Regions from separate parts of the Homo sapiens genome. Here region 1 is linked to region 2. A link is an interaction called in ENCODE POLR2A ChIA-PET data of the cell type or tissue named here. Cell type or tissue: GM12878. All regions are shown on one strand.

Evidence for each region. Peaks named below come from ENCODE experiments on the same cell type or tissue, not always from the same donor. Only the 100,000 strongest peaks of a DNase experiment are listed, where the experiment ranks them.
Region 1: POLR2A ChIA-PET joins it to region 2 with 7 read pairs; 2 of 35 experiments call an interaction of 5 or more read pairs at or near these places.

What each region holds. Positions count from the first base shown.
Region 1 is chr5:77,378,461-77,380,960 of GRCh38, forward strand. The region is part of intron 10 of PDE8B (phosphodiesterase 8B); the gene reads left to right. Among named protein-coding and RNA genes, the nearest start is that of WDR41, 110 kb to the right of the region's middle. In GM12878, no CTCF peak of the experiment used is centred here; a DNase peak (open chromatin) is centred at 1,371; H3K27ac peaks cover 324 bases.
Region 2 is chr5:77,265,653-77,268,152 of GRCh38, forward strand. The region is part of intron 1 of PDE8B (phosphodiesterase 8B); the gene reads left to right. Among named protein-coding and RNA genes, the nearest start is that of PDE8B, 56 kb to the left of the region's middle. In GM12878, no CTCF peak of the experiment used is centred here; no DNase peak of the experiment used is centred here.

The sequences.
Region 1 (2,500 bases), 110 kb after region 2:
AAAAAAAAAAAAAAAAAAAAAAAAGGGCATGTACCAAAGATCTTTTCTCAAAACCTATGGTCTTTTCACTTTATTGGTGTTTCTCAAACTGTAGTGTGTAATTGAATCACCTGGAGATTAAATGGCAAAATGTAGATTCCAATTCAGTAGTCAGAGAGCTTGCGAGTCAGTAGTTCTAACAAGCTTCAGGTGTTGCCAATGCCGCCGGTACACTGAGCACACCTTAAATACAAAGGCTTAATGTGTTAATGGGGTGGGCCCCAGAACTAAAGTCTCAGCCTCACCTGAGAACTCTTAGATCCAAATGCTTGGCCCCACCCAGACCTACTGAGTCAGCAACTCTGGGGATGGGGCCTATCAGTTGGTTTTAACAAGCCCTTCAGGTGATTTTGATTCATGCATAAGTTTGAAAACTACAAATATATCATCTTTCCATACTAGAAAACTCAGTATTGGCCAAGTTATGAAGTGTGGTGGTTCTTACATTGTAGATATTTGAAAGACATTAGAGAGAAACTAGACAAGAGAAAAAAGATAAAACATTTAAGCCTGAATAGTAGCTTGCATTAAGTGTTTTTCTGTGAGATAAGGACACATAAATGATTATCACTGGGCTAAACAATGACAGTACTTCTCTGTAAAGGCTCTTGCAAATATGTGTAGAATGTAGAGCCAGTGGGCACAAGTACTGGGAGCTAAGAGAAGTTATGACCAAGGGACAGTATAATATCTGAAGATGTAGACCTGGCATTGCACAGGAAAATGATGCTTAAAATTTTTCAAAGAAAATATATCTAACAGCAGAAGAAGATAAATCTCTGCTTGTCTGGCATGCAGAAAATGATCTGGGGGAAAAAAACAGCTTGGGATTTTTCTTTTTAATCTTGTGTAATCCTAGAAATTCATATGCAGTTTCATCTATATCAAACCAATGCATGTTGCTTTGATATAAATAACATTTTAAATTACCATTAAGATAAAAGGGGAGAGATGCTGTTGCACTTAGTCTGTTAGACTCATAAAATGTACTGAAGTGGTATGATACCAAGTATCAGAATCAGCACCCATGTATATTTCTTTTCTGTCTTGGTGCTACAGCATTTGGAGAACTTGGAATACATGAAAACAAATGGCAACAGCTTGTGGGTGGCTTTGAGAGCTATGTAAAGGCAGTCACTGAGGACAGGGGCCCAGAGTGTTGCAAGAGGTGTTTTGTTCCGGTGTTTAGGAGCTGCTTGGGTGCGGATTTTGAGAAGTGAATCTTCAAGTGGTTTTTGAAAATAGAAAAGATCTTTGATCTATGCATCAGATCCTTTTAATTTCAAGAAAATACTCATCAAAGTTTTTTGAGTAAAGATGATCAAAGACGTTCTGTACTATACCACTCACACTGTCATTTCATTACATGTAAATGAAGGGAGGGTCTCAAATGACTCAGTTCCTGCGATCACATCTCTTTATCCAGCATTCAGACTCCAATTCATCAAAGCAGTCTTGTCACAAACATGAAAGCATTCAGTTCTGTCGTGAAGTTGCAGATCAAGAATGTTCAGTCTTAAAAGTGCTTAATAAGTCAACGTTTAAAGCTACAGTGATTATTTAAGTGAATAGTACTTTTGTTCATCTTAACCAGGTTTTTTACCCCTTTCCATAACATTCAGGGGAATGGAGGATGAGACAAAAACAAAACAATATAATTCTGAGTTTGAAAAAGTGGATCAAAAATTTCTTCCATCAAAACCTGCATTCTTCTATATAAAATCAAGAAACATTTAAAAATCACTTCCTGTTTCATTGCAAATGTGTGTAAGAATATGAACAATCTTTTTGTTTTTAAAATAACATCTACCATTTGTACCATTCCATTGAATACAACAAGAAAAGTAACAGACTCTGTCAGAAGCTCAAGGAACCAAGTTAGGGACAAAGGTGCATTTAGATATTTGGCCTCCATTTCTCACCTTCACAACAACTCTTTGCCTGTCAGATTTGGCACTATCTGAGCCCATGGATGTATTTTAAATGGACATTTCTCTCAGCATTTTACCGTGAAACACTGTAAATTAGTATTTTTAGAGACATAACTATTAAGTAAAATATATAATGGCCAAATTATTAATAACAGTGTTTTCACCAGAGCTATGAGGCAAACAGCCTGGTCAATCTCAATCTCTTATGGATTCATTTTATATTAGCTTTTATACGCCAGGTACTGTGTTAGCACTGGGTATACAAAGGTAATCAAGTGAGACATAACCCCTGCCTACACAGAACTTATAGATAGACATTATTCAAATAAGTACTGATTTATGAACTGTTATAAATACAATAAGGGGAAAGTCCATTGATAGCATGTAACAGAAGGGCTTGACCTTATAAGGGAGTAGGATGGGCAGGAAATATCCGGGAAGGGTTCCCTTGGAAATCGTGTTTGAGCTAAGATCTGGAAGACAAATAGGCAGAGGAAAGACTGTGGACTGGGAAGCTTCCCAAGCAGTGG
Region 2 (2,500 bases):
CCCTACTACATAGTACCTTCCCTCTCTGGGCTCTTGACCATCTGGGGTTATCCTATGTTTGTCATGCTAGGGAAGCGTAAGAATGTTCTTTGGGTATTCTTTCAGAATTAAATAAGAAAAGGCAAAATGTTTGATAAACAGACATTTATTTCAATATTAAATATCCTTCATATAAAATGGGCTGAAGTCTAAATTGCACGTTCTTCAAGTTGTCCTTGATCAAGATGTGTAGATGCAGAATAGTTCCTTCATTTCCACATCTTTTCTAGTGAGCAGGTGAGAGTACTTTCTCTGAAACTGAAGAGAGAAGTGTCCTGATCCTAAAACCTTTCAGAGAGCTGCCTGACTGCGCTGCTCAGGAAAAAAGGGGTGCTCACCCTAGCATGATAGGGATGGCCAAGTGCCTTGGGGCACCCAGCTGTTCAGCGGCATTGTGGTGAAAGGGAAGTACAGTCGATCCTCATTTTTTGCACATTCTGTATTTGAGAATTTACCTACTTGCTAATGTTTGTTTATGTCTAATCCCAACATCAATACTTGCAGGACTTTTGTGGTCATTTGTGGATATGTGAAAGTGGTAAAAAAAATTTGAATCCTCCTATGTGAATGTTCCCAGCTGAGATCGAACAAGGGGATGTTCTGCCTTCCTATTTTAGCTCTAATACTATAAATGTGTCCTTTTCTCACACATGGCTCAGAAATGTGCCAAGTTTTTCACATTTTTTGTGCTCTTCATTGGTGATTTCATGGCTTAAAATGGCCCCCCAGCCATAGTGCTGAAGCGCTGTCTATTCCTAGGGGAAAGAAGGCTGTGATGTGCCTTTTGAAGAAAGCACATGTGTTAGACGAGCTTCATTCAGGCATGAGTCATGGTGCTGTTGTCCATGAGTCCCATGGTGGTTAATCAGCACTATATATATTTAATGTGGCATCTTTAAACAGAAACCAACATAGAGCACAGTTAAGTATTGATCAGTTGAAGAGAATACCTCCTGTGACCAGAGGCTCACAGGAATCTAACCCTGTATTTCTCCTAGGAGCAATGATTCAATATTTATGAATTCAGTGTTTGGGGTGACTTGATAAAACATAACTACCTTGCATAAAGAGAATCAACTGTATGTCTTTTTCTGCTCTTATAATTCTTCATGTTGGTGGGCCCCTGCCTTCAGCCCCAAAGAATGCAGCATGGGGCTTATTATTTCTTGAATCTGTTTTTTTTTTTCTGGAGAATTTCATTCAACAAATTATGAATATTATTAGGTGTTGAACTGAGCTTTTGAAAACTTGTCAGATTCATCTTCAAGATTTTTGTTCCAAACATCCAAATTTATATACTCATTGTGAGTTTTTGGATGTTAACAATAGAATTTGATTCATTCTATATCCTTTGAGCCCACATGATGCATTTCCCTGTGTTAAGGCTTATTTGTTGCTCAGTTGAGTGACTCATTCACCACTTCTTACTTCCTGGAGGTTTAGTACCACTCTTAAAAATAGCAAGAGGCCAGGCATGGTGGCTCACGCCTGTAATCCCAGCACTTTGGGAGGCCAAGGTGGGTGGATCAAGAGGTCAGGAGATCAAGACCATCCTGGCTAAGGCGGGGAAACCCCATCTCTACTAAAAATAAAAAAAAATTAGCCATGTATGGTGGCGGGCACCTGTAATACCAGCTACTAAGGAGGCTGAGGCAGGAGAATTGCTTGAACCTGGGAGGCGGAGGTCGCAGTAAGCCAAGATGGTGCCACTGCACTCCAGCCTGGGTGACAGAGCGAGACTCCATCTCAAAAAAAAAAAAAAAAGGGTGGAAAACATTGCATTGCACAATGGGTTGAAGTGAGAGGTCTGCCTTATTTTGGGGTTTGTAGCTCCCTCCCTGTGCTGGAAGGGGGCTGTTGTGAGTGCCCCACCCTTGCAGATGTCAGCAGGAACCAGTTTCTCTTCCAGAGCTGAAGCTCCAGCGTGCTGCCTGGCTTGAAGCTGCTGCCCTCTGTCCCAACTCTCACCAGCTCTCTTGGGTTGTTCCCTGCTCTTGATCCTAATCAGTGCGTGTTTCTCACAAGCCTCTTCAGTCATCATGTTGACCCAATCCCCAGACAATGGGTAGTAATTAAGTCAACTTTCATAAGGTTATGGTATGCGAAGTGATTACAAGAGATTGCTTACAAGAGCAGTTAGAATAAAGAGTTCAGGTGAGGGCAGTGTCTTTAGTGAGCCAATAAGTTGTCTATAAGTTGATTGGGAAATTGTTTAGTCTGAGATTACAATAAGATGTTTTCTGAAGCACATACCAATGAACAGATTCCTTGAAGAGATTTCCTTACAGAACAGTTTGCATTTTCATGTTGAAAATTAGCTTAGTGATTATCTTCATTTAACAGGTTAAAAAAAAAAAAGAAAACCAAACCTGATGAAAGGGTGACTTGGTATCAGGAATGGGGAGGTGATTTGGTGAAGGGATAGTGACTACCACTGACCACTAAAATAGCTTCATTTGTT